Linked DNA regions of Homo sapiens: region 2 is linked to region 1. The links are chromatin contacts, found by Hi-C or POLR2A ChIA-PET in ENCODE. All regions are on one chromosome and are shown on one strand. Each heading gives the region's core, a stretch centred on a gene start or an enhancer-like site at or near the end of the contact. The rest is flanking DNA. Distances are from core to core; before and after follow the strand shown. Region 1 overlaps THSD4 (thrombospondin type 1 domain containing 4). Region 2 overlaps THSD4 (thrombospondin type 1 domain containing 4).

Region 1 (4,393 bases), core at 827-3,326:
TAATAATCCTGACGGGTCTGAATGGCCTCTTCTCCAACAGGACAGAGTCCATCTGGCCGCTTGCAGGGGGGCCTCCACGGAACTGGGGAGATTTATGCAGAGCTATGATAAGTACAGATGTGGCGAGGCGATCTGTGTGGCCAGTAAACTCCTTCAGGAGAATCATGTGGTAGGCGCCCAGGGGAGCTGTTGAGTAGTTCGGCTTAGTCTCCCCAGAACCCATCTCTGGGATTTTACTTTAGGTGCTCCACTTGTCAAAGCACTGGCTAATTTCTGAAAGTTATGTCTTGAGAAAGAAATGGAAAAGGCACAGTTTGCAGATCAGAGATGTGGGAGTCAGTGTAGGCTAGTGGTTCACGACATGGACCCTGAGGCCAGCTTTCTGGGGTTTGAATCCCAGCTCTGCTACTTGCTAGTTTGGAAACTTTGGGTAAGTTACCCAATCTTTGTATGCCTCAGTTTCTTCAAACAGGACCAGGATTAAGATGAGGCCAGTGAAGCAACTAGGATGCAATATTTAAGGAGATAACAGTCAGGGTCGTGGAAGTGCTGGTAGGAACCTGAGAGTAATGTCTTCTTAAATGTTGCACCCTAAGAACCTCCCTAGCTGCACTCCAAGCCCAGTTCTGGCCTTGTATTCATTTACAAATAAACACAATAATAGTACCTTTGTTATAGATAGTTACAAAGATTAAATGACTTAAGAGCAAATGACCTAATGCTTCACACAGAGTATGCATCATACAAGTATTTGCCTTTATGTAAGAAAAGCTCTAGTTTGGCTATTTAATAGCTCTACCAACTTTGGCAAATAATGCACCTTCAGTTTTCTTAGCTGTAAAATGAGAGCATGACCATTTCATGTTCACTAGGATGGCTATACTCAAAAAAGACAGATAATAGTGTGTTGGGAAAGATAAATTGGTAACCTCATACATTCCTAGTGGGTAGGTAAAATGGTGTAGTCACTTTGGAAAACTATCTCGGAGCTCCTCAAAAGACTAAATGTAGTGTTACCACAAGACCTAGCAATTGCAGTCCTAGGTATATGCCCAAGAGAAATGAAAACATACATTTGTATATAAACTTATACATGAATGTTCATAGCTACATTATTCATAATAGCCAAAAATGCAGAAACAACCCAAATGCCTATCAACTGATGTAGAGAGAAATAAAACATTGGTATACCCACAGAGTGGATTATTATTCAGCCATAAGTGCTGATATATACTGTAACATAGATAAACCTACAAAATATTCTAAGTGAAAGAAGTGAAAGAAGCCAGACACATATGATTCCATTTCTATAGAATGTCTAGAATAGGCAAATCCATAGAGACAGAGAGTGGTTTCCAGGGATTGGGGAGAGAGGGGAAAAGAGAGTGACTGCTAAAGGGATGGAGTGTCTTTTTAGGATGATGGAACTGTTCTGCAATTAGATAGTCGTGATAGTCACACAACCTTGTAAATATACCAAAAACTATTGAGTTACATAGTATTTTTAAATGGTGATTTTTACGGTATGTAAGTTATATCTCAATAAAGTTTTTTTTAAGAAAGCATGTTTACTTACAAGGATGTTGTAAAGTCAAATTGAACTTACTGATAGAAATGCATTTTTTAAATCTGAAAGCAATTTTTAATGATTTGTTTCAACAATATTTAACAAACCTTTATTGAGCAACTTCTATGAGTGCCTATTGAGCATCATGTGTGATTTTTTTTTCCACTTGTTCACATTTCCAGCCCTGACAACGTAAGTACATGGAACACCCCCACCCCGCCCCCACACCACCATAAAGTAGGGCTCTATGAGAAGAACATGACAGTGCACAGTAAGGGTTCTAAGTCCAGGTTCCAGGCCCAGTTCATCCAACGGGCGTCTGGGAAAATTGCTGTTGCTATAATAGTTGTTGAGATAATGGCTGCAAACAGCATGTTTTCCTTACAACAGGCTGGCTGCCATCCAGGGCTGGTTATGTGTGATCTTCCACAGCTCTACAAAGATAATGCTAAGCAGTCAGCATGACTCAAGCAAAGTCACTCCATCCAGTCTCCCTCCCTACACACTCACCCTGGAAATGTGTCATCTGCAATCATCACCTGGAACTGACAACTCCCGCCTTTCTGTTTCCTGCCAAGATCCCTCTCCCGAGCATCAACCCCATGTGCCTAGCTAACCTCCAGACTAGAGCCTGAAAAGTGCACATAAGTCACCCGGGGGTCTCACTAAAATCCAGCTTCTGCTTCAGCGGGTCTAGCACAGGCCTCTGCTTCATTTGTAACAAGCTCCCAGATGAAGCTGATGTGGTGGGTCCTGGGACTGCACTTTGATAGCTCCACGTGTCACTTCGAAGTCAACACACTCAAGTCCGGATTGACCATCTTTCCTCCACAAAACTGATGCCCCTCTAGCTCTTCCCATATTCTCTATCTCAGTAGTCCTTAAACTTGAACAAGCATCAGACTCACCTAGAAGACTTGTTACAAAAGACTGTGAAGCCCCACCTGCAAAAACTCCGATTCCATTGGTCTAGGGCACGGCCTGAGAATCTGCATTTTTAACAAGTTCTCAGATGATGATGATGCTCTTGGTCTGTGGGCCACAGTGAGAACCACTGTTCTGTCTTACTCCCAAGTACCACCATCCCCTGAAGACGGCTGGCTCTTCCACCCACCCCTTCTCTCTGCATTCCACCCAAACTCCTTGGCTTACCCACTCAACCTACACAGCCTGGCTCCTGCTGCATCTCTTGTCAGCCCTGGCCCTGCATGGACCACCCACACCACTTGTACCTCCTCAGTAGGCCAAGGGACTTTATTCTCCATGTTTTGACCTATGCTGTTTCCTCCTCCTCAGCTGCTTTCTCCAGCATCGTTTCCCAAAATAATGACCTAGTCACCCTTCAGGATTCAACGGAAGCATTTTGGTGTCAATGAAGTTTTTCCTGGTCCAAACCGCCCTCCAACCCTCTCCTTCAAAGAACTGATGCCCTTCTCTTTTGTCCTTCCACTGGGCCTCATGTAGCTGTCACAGCACAATCTTCTATTATGCTTATTGTTTGCACACCTGCCTTAGTTGACCAGGCTGCAGGCTCCTTCAGGGCAGGGACTATGCCTTATTTCTTATATCCCTATAGCCTACTACAATGACTAGCACATAATAGGTGCTCAGTTAATTGACCCTAGAAAAGCTGAAATAACAAACGAATGGCTCAAACCACTATTGCCAAAGGGAGAAAAATCTCCCCTCATCATTATTGTGCCTGTTTAATTTCTGTTATATGAATTATTATATCTTATTAAAAGACTGTTAAACTATTATGGCCCTGAGGACAAAGCCACCTCCTTCTATGTAGGAACAGAAGTCTCATCTATTGTGTGAGAGCATTTCTGGTATCAAACACCTAGAGAAGAGACAGGTCCTCAGAATGGAGAGGGACCCAGCAGGGGCTAAGACTCAGCCTTTATTTTCAAAAGGAGTGAAGAATTAAGAGCTCAAGAGCTGTCAGAGCTGGAAAGCCACCCAGGCAAAGCTGTCAGCAGCCTGCAGCTATAGGGGGGCTTCCTACCTCCTCTCAGTTTCCAGGACAGAGGGGAGTGGGCAGAGTGAGAGCCCCGCCCTCCGGAGCCAGGCTGTTTTGTGTTTCTTAGGCTCTCCGTGTTTATTTCCATCTTGTTTTCCCTTAGAGCTCAGGCAAGTTCCTTTGAGGGGCCCTGCCTCTCTCAGCTGTGCTAACATGAACCCCACACGGGCCACAGCATCCCACAGAGCAGCAGCCCCGGGGACTGCCCTCGAGGAACCAGAGGAGTGGAGCCCGAGAACCCCACAGTAAAGTGGAACTCCACGAAGGCAGATAGGCAATGAGGCTGACCACCCCTGCCCGCGTGGAAAGTCTCCTTGCACTGCTTAACCTTGAAGGTCCTGAGTTTTATAGCATTAAGAGCGGTGGCATTCCAGCCAGCATGGTGGCTCACACCCGTAATCCCAGCACTTTCGGAGGCTGAGGTGGGAGAATCACTTAAGGCCAGGAGTTCCAGACCAGCCTGGCCAACATGGCAAAACCCCATCTCTACTAAAAACACAAAAAATTGGCCAGGCGTGATGGGTGCACACCTGTGGTCCCAGCTACTCGGGAGAGGCTGAGGCACAAGAATTGCTTGAACTGGGAGGCGGAGGTGGCAGTGAGCTGAGATCGTGCCACTGCACGCCAGCCTGGGCAACAGAGCAAGACCCAGTCTCAAAAAAAAAAAAAAAAAAAAAAGAGAGAGGTGGCATTCCTTGCATCTTGCTACCTAAGTTGAGTTGCTACAGAAACAGAAATAAATTCTTCCATAGGGAAGATGAGAAGGAAGCTCATGAGATGAAAGCCTATTTATTGTTGGAGAA
Region 2 (3,935 bases), core at 1,071-3,570, 41 kb before region 1:
CCTTCTTGAATTCCCAGATCCACAAATACAAGAATGTTTATAGAGGCTCCCAGCTTTCGCTTGAATCACATTTCTATGGAGAGCCATATGCGTTTTCCTGTGCATAGCCTCACACTACAAGTTAACCCTACTTTCAGATTTCACTAAATGTTGCTCTCACCTGATGGCTGTTTTTCACAGACACAACACAATGTTTTAATTAACAAGCATTGTTACAAATGCATGAATGCGCAGAACAATAAGGATAAATGACCCTTTTCCATAACATGTGTCTTGCAAAGTAGACTTCTCGGATTCATACCTCAGCCCAACTCTGTGCCACAGACCCACAGGGGAACCCACAAAGAATCACAAACCTGTGAGTTAAATCCATGAACACCTAAGGTCTGAACACATTTATTAAGTTTGCCTGGGCAGGGACATGGGGCGTATCTATAGAATCCACTTGCTAACCCACAAGTTACAGAAGCTGACTGAACCTTTTGGTGATGAGTCCAGAAAGTTCAATTGTAGAAACATTGCCCCCATGAATTACAAATGATTCACCTACAAATTCAAAATACCGATACTTTGTATGATGAGAGTTGAAGATCAAATTTGGGTGATTTCACAGCCTTCAGTAATGTAGTCCATTCACAGCGGGTATGCTGGGCACAAAAACCAGCAGATGGACCTTTTTGAAGGACTGTCCTGGAACTCGCAGTCCCTGGCTCGGTTTAGACACACCTCCAAAACACCACTAACCATGAAAGACAGAACAGGGCAAAGAGTGAGGGAGGGACTGGGTGAGTGAGAAAGGAAGACACACTGAAACCAGGAGAAACAATGAAAGAAACAGAAACACAGGAAAAATGAGAGAGAGAGGGAGGGAGGGAGGGAATGAGGAAAAGAAATAAAGAATGAACAAGGAATTTGGCTGCTGTGCAGGAACAGAAAAAGAAAGATGTTATCATTTCAAAATACATATTATAGCTTACACATTTCAGAACATATTTGAAAACATGACTGCCAAATTTTCAAATTATTTATTTTCACCCCTTTTGTTCCAAAGAGGTTTTGCAGGATTTTGCTGCCAGATTAATTTTCCTGAAGCTCAGCTCTGATCATACTACTCTCCTGCTTACAAACCCCAATAACTCCTCACTGCCCATAAAAGGCAGTCCAGTTTCTTTAGCCTCCTGTTTGAGGCCCTCTATAATCTGGCCCCAAACTTCCAGGCCAACCTCGTCCTACACTGTTCCCCTTTATAAGTTCTTTGCTCCAGAGGAAGGACACTCGCCGATGTTTCCTAACACCTGTATTTTCTGCCCAAGCACCTTTGCTTCTGTGGTTCCCTCTGCCTGGAACACCCTTCCCCTACATCTGCACACGCCCAGTCCCACTTGCTCCTGGAAGCTCTACCTGGAGGATAAGCATACAGCAGGCACCCAGTCACCAATAGTGGAATGTCCAACACTGATACACGTGCTTTACACATGGCATCTCGCCGGAACCTCACAACAAGAGGAAGTTATTTCTTAATTTTCTAGATATGCAACTGTGGTCCAAGGGAGCTAGGGCTTTTGCACTGAGGTTGTGTCCTTTGCCCATTGCTCTTCCTGCTACCCCAAGGCCACTGTTTGTACAGAACAAAAAGTGACTGCATGAATCAATGCCAACATGTTGTAGCAATCTTTGTGTTTTTTTTTTTTAAAGGGGAAAAAGTACACCTTTCCATTCTGTGTGAACTCGAATTCGCTTGTCCAGTCCTGAGTCACAGTTTCATTTGGGAGCCCCTGTGCAGCCCTTGCCAGTTTCCACGAGGCAGGATACTCCACTAGCTGATTCAGACAGGCAGAGGCTGCAGAGGCCCAAGAAGCCAGGGCGGTACGGATGCCCCAGGCACCCTCCACACTTCCCTCCTGGAGATGCCACAAGAACATATGCAGAAGGAGGCTGATAACCACCAAAGATGTCAATGGATCCAGTTCTACTCCTTCGCATCCTAAGAATGTGCCAAAGGATTTTTAAAGGTGCCATTTATCACCAAGGGTGGGAGAGCAGGTTGCTAACACTATTTATACAACCTCCAAAGCCGGCTTAAACAAACATGGCAACTGGGTGTAGGACCAGGCATCATGACTGATTGATGGGGGCCTTTTAAGCACGCAAAGCCGCCAATATCTACAGGCTCACTGGACACGGGCCAAAGCTATTACACTATGAGCTGTTACGTAACCTTAAGTACAAATGGAATTTGAGCTGTACACATCTGATATGCTTCCCCTTTCTAATTTTTGGCATCAAGAGGCTACGTGAATTGACTGGAATGTAAGAGTCCTCCCCTCCATTTTCTCCCTTTCCTGATGACAGGCAGGCCACGTGATCACAGCAGAACATCTCATAATAGTTACTGATGTACTCAAAGTTTCCTCAAACCAAACGTTCCACTGTCCTGTTGAAATCTGACCTATTTTTAATAGGCTGCTCCGTTTAAAATCAGCATAATTTGCTGGAGCATGACTTTAGATGAAAGCTGTTTCCTGGGATAAATCCAAACTTCAATCCCCTGGACAAAACTCAACTCAGCCCAATAAATTATGGCTCACTCGATAAAATTTTAAAGCAAAAATAAATTAATCCAATAACCATATGAAATCTATGGTCGCCCTGCCAGTTTCTTGCCCCTACTCATTTGTTGACTTCTGGGCTCACTAAACTCGTGACAAGGTTTGTCTGCCTAGCGTTTCTTACCCCTGCAATACTTGGCTTTCTCCACCCCTCTAACCTGCCATATTTCAGACTGGCACAATCGAACAAACTCCTTGCCCCATCAGAGACTAGTCAAGGTCCTCCTCCTTGCCTCCGCAGAGAAACAGCATCTGCAGTAAGATTTCAAAGAAAAAGATCAGCAGAGCACAATGTAGAACTTTGTTTCCCCAAACTTTTCTTATTAATTACTAAATAGCGTTCTTGAGTTGCAACTTCTGTTGAACAGCTCCAGAGCTACAAGTGAGTTATTAATCACCTACATTTTAAAAATCTGTATCGGGGCAGGTTGAGGCAGGTGGATTGCTTGAGCCTAGGAGTTCAAGACCAGCTGGGCAACATGGCAAAACCCTGTCTCTATAAAAAGTACAAAAATGTATAGTGCATGGCTGTATTCCCAGCTACTTGGGAGGCTGAGGTGTGAGGATCACTGACCCCAGGGAGATCAGGGCTACAATGAGCCATGATCATGCCACTGCACTCCAGCCTGGGTGACAGAGTGAGACCCTGTCTCAGCAAAACAAAACAAAAACAAGCAAACAAAAATTCTGTTGGCTTCTAGCAGTCTTTAGTTTGAAATTAAAATGTGGGACTTCTCCCTGTTTTATTTCTGAATCATTAAACATAATTAAGCAGACATTTGTCAACAAAGTTACACAGTGCTTTCCTCACAAGGCGGAGTGCTGGCGGGAGGCAGTAGTGGTGGTATTTTTATATTTGGAAATCCAAAAGAAAGAATAAAAAATATAGATTAAAAACTAAGCACTACCCAGTGAAGGGTGCTGCTGTACAGGAGGAATCTTACACAGTGGGTAGTGATGATAGCTTCTGCTTTGGCCAGAGGGAGCTACAGAATACTGTATGTGCCATCTTAGTCCCAGCACAGAAAGGGCTGGGAGGTATCTACCTTCAGTGGACCATCCAAAGATCACTGGACACCACCAGGAGAAAAGTGATTCCAATAGAGCAGTGACAGTCACAGAATAGGAAAGACAGAGAGAAGCAAAAACCCAGAAATGTCTCCCACGTTAAACAGAAATGGCTGTGAATGAGAGCATTCTATTCCAGGGTAATGTATGTCACACGTAGTAATCTTAAAGAAAAATATATCCCTACATATACTCAATTACCAAGTATTTGGGTTACTAAGTAAAAGGGCCTCAAACAGTTAACTGATGGTGAAGCCT

Evidence for each region. A loop is a pair of places that touch in the nucleus more often than their neighbours do. ChIA-PET counts read pairs that join two places held with the same protein, here RNA polymerase II (POLR2A).
Region 2: a loop to region 1 is called in a map of PC-3, with 2.5 times the contacts of the local background. The contact joins two enhancer-like sites. A Hi-C loop is called at or near these places in 5 of 168 maps with a recorded cell type or tissue (GM12878, PC-3, aorta and 2 more) and 1 of 37 single-sample maps with no recorded cell type. POLR2A ChIA-PET finds 5 or more read pairs at or near these places in 3 of 52 experiments (AG04450, Caco-2 and OCI-LY7).

Annotation. Positions count from the first base shown.
Region 1 is chr15:71,235,459-71,239,851 of GRCh38, reverse strand. The region is part of intron 4 of THSD4 (thrombospondin type 1 domain containing 4); the gene reads right to left. Among named protein-coding and RNA genes, the nearest start is that of THSD4-AS1, 49 kb to the right of the region's middle. Within about 2 kb of position 2,076, at least 8 of the 41 ENCODE cell types and tissues checked have a DNase peak (open chromatin) inside an H3K27ac peak, as active enhancers do; they include PC-3, where a contact is called at or near this core.
Region 2 is chr15:71,277,541-71,281,475 of GRCh38, reverse strand. The region is part of intron 6 of THSD4 (thrombospondin type 1 domain containing 4); the gene reads right to left. LOC124903521 (a long non-coding RNA gene) reads right to left here. Exons shown (of 2, transcript XR_007064701.1): 2 at 1-3,935. Among named protein-coding and RNA genes, the nearest start is that of THSD4-AS1, 90 kb to the right of the region's middle. Within about 2 kb of position 2,320, at least 20 of the 41 ENCODE cell types and tissues checked have a DNase peak (open chromatin) inside an H3K27ac peak, as active enhancers do; they include PC-3, where a contact is called at or near this core.